Linked DNA regions of Homo sapiens: all the other regions are linked to region 1. A link is a contact called in ENCODE Hi-C or POLR2A ChIA-PET data. All regions are on one chromosome and are shown on one strand. Each heading gives the region's core, a stretch centred on a gene start or an enhancer-like site at or near the end of the contact. The rest is flanking DNA. Distances are from core to core; before and after follow the strand shown.

What was found. A loop is a pair of places that touch in the nucleus more often than their neighbours do. ChIA-PET counts read pairs that join two places held with the same protein, here RNA polymerase II (POLR2A). Pooled maps may share reads with other maps.
Region 2: a loop to region 1 is called in a map with no recorded cell type, with 2.6 times the contacts of the local background. The contact joins the enhancer-like site here to the promoter of C5orf63 in region 1. A Hi-C loop is called at or near these places in 3 of 37 single-sample maps with no recorded cell type and 5 of 50 pooled maps. POLR2A ChIA-PET finds 5 or more read pairs at or near these places in 4 of 52 experiments (activated CD4-positive, alpha-beta T cell, activated T-cell, activated naive CD4-positive, alpha-beta T cell and 1 more).
Region 3: a pooled map shows a loop between it and region 1 (4-fold over the local background). The contact joins the enhancer-like site here to the promoter of C5orf63 in region 1. A Hi-C loop is called at or near these places in 5 of 50 pooled maps. POLR2A ChIA-PET finds 5 or more read pairs at or near these places in 2 of 52 experiments (HEK293T and K562).

What each region holds. Positions count from the first base shown.
Region 1 is chr5:127,071,630-127,075,292 of GRCh38, forward strand. C5orf63 (chromosome 5 open reading frame 63) reads right to left here and starts at 1,873. Exons shown (of 5, transcript NM_001164478.2): 1 at 1,822-1,873; 2 at 1-56. RefSeq lists a silencer at 1,730-1,949.
Region 2 is chr5:126,647,096-126,650,758 of GRCh38, forward strand. No RefSeq gene overlaps it. Among named protein-coding and RNA genes, the nearest start is that of SPMIP10, 17 kb to the left of the region's middle. Within about 2 kb of position 2,021, at least 2 of the 41 ENCODE cell types and tissues checked have a DNase peak (open chromatin) inside an H3K27ac peak, as active enhancers do.
Region 3 is chr5:126,746,170-126,749,832 of GRCh38, forward strand. No RefSeq gene overlaps it. Among named protein-coding and RNA genes, the nearest start is that of LMNB1-DT, 28 kb to the right of the region's middle. RefSeq lists enhancers at 1,937-1,986, 3,119-3,663. Within about 2 kb of position 2,067, at least 9 of the 41 ENCODE cell types and tissues checked have a DNase peak (open chromatin) inside an H3K27ac peak, as active enhancers do.

The DNA.
Region 1 (3,663 bases), core at 623-3,122:
AAAACTGTATTCAGGAAGTATTCCAGCTGGCTTTTGGCTTCCTCTGATGTACAGTCCTTGAATAAAGCAGTAGCAAAAATTAGATTTAAATAAGGAACATAAAAACACCTCGCTACTTGTACCAGATCACCTCAAGGTCCTGCTATGTTTGAAACCCCAAGGCCTAGCATTAGAGTAACTGAATACATCAGCCAGCTAGAGTATATACAAGTTATGAAATAAAAAAACTTTAATAATAAAAAATAACCTATTTTAAAGGGATTTCTCATAGTGCCTCTGAGTACTTTAGAGCCAGGCATCTGGAACAAAATAGAAACACAGTCCAATCAACTCCCAAGTTGGAAAAATCCTCATTTCTATTACTTACCTGCCAACAGTCCATCTAAATAAAACCACACAGCCACATATTCCTCTGATGAAGGAGACAAAAAAATATTGATCCTTCCTTGGCATGTGGCTACTGCTGCCAGAGCAGGAGGGAAGAAAGACAATCTGAGGATCCTGCCTGTTTAAAGCACCAGCCCCACCAATCTTAATTTTCACAACAGGGTCTTTCTGGTTCCAGGCAATTCCTCAGCAGAGCAGGACGCAGGTTATTGGGCTACGATATTTCACACAGAACCATGATTAGTTCTGCTTTGCCCCAGTATTATCATAATTATCCAATATTTCCAGGGTGTATCTTTTTTCCCCGTGTTTTAAATCTTTCTAATTACCTATAATGCACCCCAATGTATACAGCTCCAAATATTGGTAGAGAGCTTCACATGCATTTTTATAAGCTAGTCCTCAGAATATGACCAAATGAGAAGACTGCGACCTCTAATAGACACCTCAACTTGTTCAGCATTGTGCACCAAGGCATAGCTCTAGTGGCTGCTTAAACAAGACAATGTATACTAATTCTGGGAAATGCGCTAGAAAGTATTGGGATATAACAGATCTTAGACACCATCTCTGTCCTTGAGGAATTGAGAATCTTGGGGTCAAGCTAAGGCCATACTATGGATTTTTTTTTTAAGGGCACTAAAATATAAAGTACCACATATACACTATTTATTAATAAACAAGAATAAAGATCACCCAAGCAAAACATTCCCTGTGAAAGACAGCCTTAGAAACAGTCACAAGCCTAACTCACAATGACATTTTAGTGGGGACTTTTCTACCCTTGGACTTATTAAAAAACTGTATGAGCTGCTATTTGTCAGAAGTGAATATCTGTTGAGAATGTACAGTTTCTGATTTATTCTCTCATTGTTCAGTACCCAGAGGGCTGCTTTTGCCCAATAAGGCTGAGAGGAGATCCAGACAGCTCATCCAGAGAGCCCCGGCACTCACAATGTTCCCTGCTGCACCTTTCAACCTTTTCACCCCAATTAAAGGTCAACATGGCTGCTCAAAAATATTTATTTAAAAAGGCAGTCAGCTCAGCGGGCTCCCAAGTGTGATTACACTACCACTTCATAGAATTCAATTAAACCCGGGACGGGGCATCGGCGAATCACTGGAGGAGTATGAAGTTGAGATGTTTTCTGCTTTCTCGAGATGTTTTCTGCTTTCTCTTAAAAAAAAAAAAAGCTTCCTTTTCCCGCCCGTCATTTATTTACTTCCCAGAGCGCTATCACAGACACACACACACGCGTTTATAATCTCCCCCAAGTAGTTCATGGATTTATGGCTCCCGGTTTAATTAAATTCCGTATAACGACTATCCAAATGGGCAGCACGCGGCACAGCGAACCCCCGCCAGCCTGCGCGTCAGCTCAGAGGCGGAGACCCGCGAGCGCTCACCCTCGGCGCGGGACTAAGGGAACCCACCTGAGCCTCACGCCGCCAACGCCTCTGCTTCCGCCCTGCGCCGGGCACTTCCGCCCGCACCCACCAGGCGCCGGCCCCAGGCCCCGCACTTCCGCCCCACGCCGGCAGCACTGCCGCTGGGCGTTCTATCTCAGGTGGTGTCCCGTCTACGCTCTCAAGGGTGGCCGCGCCTGAACCTTTACTCGTGAAGAGTGACACACAAACCAAGGCCAAACTAAAAAACAAAATACGGAAAAGTGACCCCGCATGTTTGGGAACCATTTAATAAGAGGCCTCAGGTGCGGGAGCCAACTTTTTGAGGCTGCGGAGTCCGAGCCATTTTAACCGCTCTGCATGCATCCATTCTTTCGTTAATTTAATATTTACTGCCTCCTCCACTAGGTCTTGGCTGAACTAGGTTATGGGGAATGCGATGAGCAAAACTGGCAGCCGTACCCTCCCGCAAACTGAAAATCGTGTGAGAAAGCAGATATTAGGAAATTATCCCTTATTAAATAGGCCATGGGTTTATTCAGCTAAGTGCTTTGCAGGGAAGGAATATGAGAAAAGACCTGAGTGGGATCTCGTTGAAGAGGTAGCTTTGGGGCTGGGATCTGAAGGGCGTGGGTTGGGGACAGAGCTCTGCAGGCTGGGGGAAGGGTCTGGTGGAGGATGTGCAGTATGGGTTGTATGCGGAAGACTGACGAGTATGGCTGAGACTTAGAGGGAATGGGGAAGAGAGGTGGAAACAGGCTAGAGAGGGTAAGCGAGAGTCTGGCCATGCAGGGCCTTTCAGGTTTGTGCTAAGGGTAGCCGGGGGGCATTTCTGTTTTATGTGGGAAGGGGATTGAACTGATTGCTTTTCCCTTCTGAAAGGACCCCTTAGCTTTGGGAAGTAGATGGGAAGGGTTTAGGATAGGCAAGAGTAGAACAAGCAGGGAGGTGAGGAAGCTACTGAGCATTCCAGGTTCTAGGTGTGGTGGCTTGAATGGTGGTACAGTAAATAATGAGAAAATGATGGATAATAATTATAGTAATACTCAAAGCTAACATTTATTGATTGCTCACCAAAAGCTTTATACTCATTAGTCTGTTTAATCCTGAGAACAATGCAATTAAGTATTACTAGTACCATTTTACAGATGAAGTAATGGAGGTTTAATAACTTGCTCAAGTTCTCACAGTTACAAAACGGTAGATTTGGAATTCCATCTCATGCTGTCTGACGCCTTAAGCTTACCACTATAAATTCAATGTGTACTCAGTGGTTTTAAAAAAGATACAAAGCAAACCAAGGTCAGGAATGAATTCTTTAAACAAACCACACTGATTATGTGATGTCGCTAGAGGCCACATTAAGATAGTAGAATTTACAAGTTCTTTGTCACTTCAGCATTTTCTGATAGGCTAAAGAGGGAATTTTGTGACTGTCAACAGACTACCTATAGTTATTTTTGAGTTGATGCACTCTGATAAGACTTAGTTTTTCTGGAAAAAAAAAAGTCAATTGATAAAGCACAGTCCACCTAACAGTTGCTGATAGGATACCTTTAAAGAAGGAATCTGGGATCTAGTTATAAACACCTTGGTGGGGCATGAGTATCTTAGATATTGTGGAGTGACAGAAAAGCTTACTAGAAATGTAACTCCAGATCAGCTTCCAAATCTTATTTATTGTTGGAAAACAAAGGTTTATAAAATCACTTGGACTTATGAAACCTGATTTCACCCACTGAAGGAAAAGAATGGATTCAACCAAGGCCAACAATGAAGGCTTTTAGCACTGGTTATGAGTAAATTTCTCTAAGGAGCCAAAAGTTCATAAATTTTCAGAATTTGAGTTTAATCAGTAAGAATTTCTTG
Region 2 (3,663 bases), core at 771-3,270, 420 kb before region 1:
TTAGTGAAGTTTAATCTCTCCCCACCCCCATTCCCACCCCCACATCCACCTGCAGTGTTAAACCTCTGATGCTGTTTCTCAGGATCTCAGCCTTGGCTATGCCCAGTTACCCTCTGATGACAGTGGTTTTGGCAGGACTCTCTTCAATATTTATTTCCCTAACTCCACCCAGCTGTTAAGCTCCACTAATTGCAGGCTGATTGCTCTATTGTTTTCAACAACACCCTAAGGAATGAATTGCTCCAAAGACTAATCCCATTACATTTGGGCTCTTTTTTTTTTTTCAGTCTCAGCTCACTGCAGCCTCCACCTCCTGGGTTCCAGCTATTCTTGTGCCTCAGCCTCCTGAGTAGCTGGGATTACAGTCCCATGCCACCACACCCAGCTACTTTTTGTATTTTTAGTAGAGATAGTTTCGCCATGTTGGCCAGGCTGGTCTCGAACTCCTGACTTCAGGTGATCCACCCACCTTGGCCTTCCAAAGTGCTGGGATTACAGGCATGAGCCACCGCAACCAGCCTTGGGCTCTTTTGACGGGATAGTTCTCAAGGTCAGTGAGATTTGTTCTTACTCCAGAAGGATCCTTCCAGCTATCTCTTTCCCTGGTTCTCTCAGTCAAACTAGCCAGCCTACAGTTTCTATCTCCAGTGAGTCTACCAATATCCTTTCGATTGCCTGTCATGACAACCTCCCTTGTGTTGGAGAGCCCCTTAGGCTTAAGCTTCTCCAAACACTTTTGCAAAAAAGTCATGTCCCCTGGGAAGAAAGTAGGAGCTAGGTGTGTTATGGCCTGCTTCTCCCCTCAGGCAAAATCTCCAAGCCATGGCTGTGGAGTTTGGGATGATTTTTAAAAAGGCACATAGGCCAGGCATGGTGGCTCATGCCTGTAATCCCAGCACTTTGGGAGGCCAAGTCGGGTGGATCACCTGAGGTCGGGAGGTCGAGACCAGCCTGACCAACATGGAGAAACCCCATCTCTACTAAAAATACAAATTTAGCCGGGCAAATACAAACTTAGTGGTGCAAGCCTGTACTCCCAGCTACTCAGGAGGCTGAGACAGGAGAATCACTTGAACCTGGGAGTTGCACTCCATCCTGAAAACAACAGCGAAACTCCATCCCAAGAAAAAAAAAAAAGGCACAAATCTCTCCACATGACACACCTATTCCAGGAGTTGAGCATTCACTGGAATGGAAGGACAGTGTAATTGGGTCTTCTTATCTTGCTTCTCCCAGCATGGAACCACCACCTTACAACCTGGGCAAGTGTAATTGGGGCCTCAATATTCTTGGTGGCTATGTGCGCAATGTAGAGAGCTTCTATCCCATGGGTTGAAGCAGGGTAGAAGACAGTCCCCACCTCTTGGTCACACTTGCCTGGTGCTTAGCCTGAGAAACAGGTAGGGGGAAGGATGAGAAATACTGACATCTTGCCCCTCCTGGGAGGATAGCCCTCTGACTAGAAATGGGAGAAGAGAAGCCCTGTATTCAAGTTCAAGTTCATCTAGAGAGTCATGTTCTCTAGAGTATGTGGTCAGAATTCTTACAGAAGCACCGGGACTGCCCCCTGTAGCCTTTTAGTCCAAACAACTTGACCTTTCTGTTTTAGGCCGGCCCTCATGTCTGCATGCGGCAGCTGCTACTGCTCTAATACTTTTAGAGGCCCTCAAAATCACAAACTATGCTCAACTCACTCTCTACAGTTCTCATAACTTTCAAAATCTATTTTCTTCCTCACACCTGATGCATATACTTTCTGCGCCACCACCCCACTTCTTCAGCTGTACTCACTCTTTGTTGAGTCTCCCACAATTACCATGTTCCTGGCCCGGACTTCTATCCAGCCTCCCACATTATTCCGGATACCACACCTGACCCCCATGACTGTATCTCTCTGATCCACCTGGCATTCACCCCATTTCCCCATATTTCCTTCTTTCCTGTTCCTCACCCTGATCACACTTGGTTTATTGATGGCAATTCCACCAGGCCTAATTGCCACACACCAGCAAAGGCAGGCTATGCTATAGTATCTTCCACATCTATCGTTGAGGCTACCGCTCTGCCCCACTCCACTACCTCTCAGCAAGCCAAACTCATTGCCTTAACTCGAGCCCTCACCCTTGCAAAAGGACTGTGTGTCAATATTTACACTGACTCTCTTTTCGGACTCTGCCCACTTACACCCAAGTGAAATAAACAGACTTGTTGCTCACACAAAGCCTGTTGGTGGACTCTCTTCACACAGACTCGCATAACATAGAAAACATAAGTACGGACCAAAGAATTAGAAGAAATACTAGACTAATTCTCTCTTCTTATTTGGCACGTACTGAAACCTAAGTAAAGGTATATGAGAAGAGATAAACAGTGAGCTATAATTTACATAACTGTGCCATTCTGTAACCCAATTCAGTCCAAGACTTGAGAAATAACTGGGAGTACCTCACAGAGGAGTTATTTTATACATTTAAGGAACAAAAAGCTGGTAGTCCTGAATTTCTAAAAGCTATTTAGGATAAGTAGATTTTTACTTCTTATAATCCCCTAATACTACCTTACCACTAAAATAGACCAGAGCCAATTAAGCCACTTCTCTTTAAGAGGAAGCAGTATCGGCACTCTGTGTCTATTAAGAATCTTTCCAGGGCCAGGCACGGTGGCTCACACCAGTAATCCCAGCACTTTAGGAGGCTGAGGAGGACGGATCACCTGAGGTCAGGAGTTTGAGAACAGCCTGACCAACATAGAGAAACCCTGTCTACTAAAAATACAAAATTAGCCAGGCATGGTGACACACATCTGTAATCGCAGCTACTCGGGAGGCTGAGGCAGGAGAATTGATTGAACCCGGGAGGTGGAGGTTGCAGTGAGCAGAGATTGCACCATTGCACTCTAACCTGGGCAATGAGGAAAATTCTGTCTCAAAAAAAAAAGAATATTTCCATTATTTTCCCTTCCACTGAAAGGGCTAAAGGTAAATTTAGCTGGTAATAGAATAATTTCCAGCAAGGTCTTCGAGTAAAATTTTGAGGTATTTCTTATGTTTATACCACTCAACTAGAATTCAAAATCCAAGGTAATTACTGAGACCAGATTTCCTAGGAATGAGGAATGGGAATGTTGCAGGGCATCCTAAAGGGGCTACACCCTCTATGAACAGATACCTTGCACTCCAGGAGCTCATTAGAGTAAAATTTTTGTACATTTCCAGAATTAAATGGGAAAAAAAAGAAGGTGAACACAAGAGTTGAACTGAACAATGCACAGTGCTTTGTTCTGGCCCCACGAAAACATCTGAATATATCATTTGCATCTAATCGTGCTGTGAAAGTTATCAGGAAGAAAAATGGAGTACCTAATGTTAAAAATAAAACCCTGATAAATAGAGCCAGGGATGGCTGTGAAGAGAGGATTTTCATGTTTATATGCCTGATAACAAAAACTATCACAAAAGGCTCTGCAAAAACCAACCTCCATTGCAAACTTACACAAAAAAAAACTTCTGCAAGGACATCTGCCTAGTAACTCCTTGTCCAATTTCAGACTGATGTCACCCTTGTTATTGATCTCTGTAGCCAAGAATAATTATTTCAAAACAGTTATGCAATCCTCTTCATTAAAAACAAAACAAAACAAAAAAACCTTTGTCTTGCTTTACTT
Region 3 (3,663 bases), core at 817-3,316, 330 kb before region 1:
GATGGATAAATTTCATGACCAGGAAAGATTTTCAGAGATACCAAATTAAGGTAGTTTCATTCATTTTTTTATTGAGGTAAAATTCACAGAAATAAAATGAACCATTAACCTTTTTTAAGTGTACAATTCAGTGGCATTTGCTGCACTAGTTTGTTGTTTCTTTTTCTCATATTAAAAAAATAAAAATTTCACACATGAAATTCCATTAGACCCTATCCCACTTAAGTTCTAGATAAAGAGTTATTTTCAGGAGGAGGATAGGTGAAAGCTTGTGTGGAGAAAGAATGTAATCAGTCCTCTCCTCTCTCCTCCCACACAGACTCCTTGGAAGGGGTAGATGCTGAGTTAACCCTTTAGTCAACACTGGCCAAAAACAGTAAGTAACTCCTTCTTCAAGCATACTATTTTATTGGAGAAGTTTATTTTTGTTTTGTTTTGTTTTGTTTTGTTTTTTGTTAGGCTGCAAGGGAGAAAAACAAAACAAAATGAAACAAAACCTTTCCTCTTAGGTTTAGTAACTGGGGCCTGCAAATTAAACTCACAAAAGACATTAACAGTAGCAAAGGCATACGTTACTTTATTCTCTTTGTTTTCTGTTGCTTAGAGCAGAACACTGGAAACTGGATAATATATAGACAAAAAATATTTATTTTTTGTTTTTGTTTTTGAGACAGAGTTTCACTCTTGTTGCCCAGGCTGGAGTGTGGTGGCGCGATCTTGGCTCACTGCAACCTCCACCTCCCGGGTTCAAGCAATTCTCCTGCCTCAGCCTCCCAAGCACCTGGGACTACAGGTGCGTGCCACCATGCCCAGCTAATTTTTGTATTTTAGTAGAGATGGAGTTTCACCATATTGGCCAGGCTGGTCTCCAACTCCTGACCTCGTGATCCACCCGCCTCAGCCTCCCAAAGTGCTGGGATTACAGCCGTAAGCCACCGTGCTCCGCCAACAAAAAATATTTCTTACAGTTATGGAAGCTGAGAAGTCCAAGGTCAGAGGGCTGCACTTGGTGAGGGCCTTCTTGCTGGTGGAGACTCTCTACAGAGTGACAAGGCAGTGTAGGGCATTGCATGGTGATGGGGCTGGGCATGCTAGCTCAGATCCTCCTCTTCTTATAAAGCTACCAGTCCCATTACCACACTATCCCACTAATTCATTATTCACCTCTTAAAGGTCCCACCTGTCAGTATTACCACGTTGAAAATTAAATTTCTTTTCTTTTTTAAATTTTTTTGAGATGGAGTCTCCCTCTGTCGTCCAGGCTGGAGTGCAGTGGCGTGGTCTTGGCTCATGCAATCTCTGCCTCCTCGGTTCAAGCTATTCTCCTGCCTCAGCCTCCAGAGTAGCTGGGATTATAGGTGTGCACCACCATGCCTGGCTAATTTTTGTATTTTTACTAGAGATGGGGTTTCACCATGTTGGCCAGGCTGGTATTGAACCCCTGACCTCAGGTGATCCACCTGCCTCAGCCTCCCAAAGTGCTGGGATTACAGGTGTGAGCCACCACACCTGGCCTGAAAATTAAATTTCAACATGAGTTTTGGAGGGGACAAATATTCAAATCATAGCATTTATTAATGTTAACATTTGTATGTGCACGGGGACTTTACAGAAATAAAGTGGAAACCCAAAGAGGTAGTTAGACCCAAGGGCTTATATACCATTTTAATGAAAAGCAATAACTGGTGGAGAAGTGACCAGACAGAGGAAAAAGAGTTTGGCCTTCTAAAAGTGGTAAATGGCAGGAAGGTGACCAGGAAATGTATAGTAGATAAGTGTCGTTTAGTAAGCCTTGTTATGCAAATAAGAGTCATTTTCCTCTCTCTGATATAGAAAAGGAAAACACCTTTAGAAGGAGGATTTTATGCCCTGCTTTTAGGCAGAAAGTGGGAGGACACGGAGTTCTTCCTTCATGTGCTGCTTCCTAATTGCCATCAGCTCAAAATCATCTTTATGCGGAAGTGGCATATTTGGGGGTGGCAGATTCTGATCTCCTTCAGTACCTTGAGGATTTCGTCTTGGGTCTAAAAACAGCAGGGGGCAAAAAGCCTGGCAGCTTTGATGAGAGTTTTAGTTGACTCATCATCCAACTGAAAAGAGTGGGGGTGGTGACTATTTAGGAACCCTGTGTAGGTGGAAGTGGTTGGTTTGTCGTTGTGTCTGACTCTTGCTCAGGCTTCACAGTCAGAGTAGGTTCTACTTCTCACTTGAGGCCCGCCCCCAGATCCCCAGCCCACCAGGATTTCCCTTCAGTGGCGCTTGCATTGAAGGCTACTTCTTTGGCTCCAAGCACAAAACCCAGGGATTTTTAGTGGGTTGTGGTTCTTTTTCTTTTCTTTCTTTCTTTCTCTCTCTTCTTTCTTTCTTTCTTTCTTTCTTTCTTTCTTTCTTTCTTTCTTTCTTTCTTTCTTTTTCTTTCTCTTTCTTTCTTTCTCTCCTTCCTTCCTTTCTTTTCTTTCTTCCCTCCCCCTCTCCCTCCCTCTTTCTTTTTTTATTTATTTCTTTCTTTCTCTCTCTTTTTCTTTCTCTTTCTTTCTTTCTCTCCTTCCTTTCTTCCTTCCCTTTCTTTCTTCCCTCCCTCCCTCCCTTCTTTCTTTCTCTTTCTTTTTCCTTCCTTCCTTCCTTTCTTCCCTCCCTCTCTCCTTCCTTCCTTTTTCTTTCTTTCTTTCTTTCTTTCTTTCTTTCTTTCTTTCTTTCTTTCTTTCTTTCTTCTTTCTTTCTTCCTTTCTTTCTTTTTTCTTTCTTTCTTTCCTTCCTTCCTTCCATCCTTCCTTCCTTCCTTTCTTTTCTTTCTTCCCTCCCTCTCTCCTTTCTTTCTTTCTCTTTCAGTCTTTCTTTACATTCGTTCTTTCTTTCTTCCTTTTTGAGACGGAGTCTCGCCCTGTGGCCCAGGCTGGAGTGCAATGGTGTAGTCTTGGCTCACTGCAACCTCTGCCTATCGGGTACAAGCAATTCTGCCTCAGTCTCCCGAGTACCTGGGATTACAGGTGCGCACCACCACGCTCCGCTAATTTTTTGTATCTTTAGTAGAGACGGGGTTTCACCATGTTGGCCAGGCTGGTCTCGAACTCCTGACCTCGTGATCTGCCCGCTTTGGCCCCCCAAAGTGTTGGGATTACAGGCCTGAGCCACCGCGCCTGGCTTTTTTCTTTTTTAAAATTTATTTTGATTTTTTATAGATACGCGGTCTTTCTATATTGCCAAAATTCTTGAGCTCAAGCAATCCACCCACCTCAGCCACCCAAAGTGTCGGAATTACAGGCATAAGCCACCAGGCCCACCCTGGTTGTTTTAAAAAATATATTCCTTGTTCAGTCTCCACAACTTCACTGTAGACTCTGTATTTGAAATATCTTTGTTTTTTCTTAACATACTACTTTTTATTTAATTTGACAAATATATGTTAAATAAAAAAAATTTTTTTTTGTTTTGAGATGGAGTCTTGCCTTGTCGCCCAGGCTGGAGTGCAGTGGGGCGATCTCGGCTCACTGCAAGCTCCGCCTCCCGGGTTCACGCCATTCTCCTGCCTCAGCCTCCCAAGTAGCTGGGACTACAGGCGCCCGCCACCATGCCCGGCTAATTTTTTGTATTTTTTTTTTTAGTGGAGACGGGGTTTCACCGTGTTGGCCAGGATAGTCTCGATCTCCTGACCTCGTGATCCAC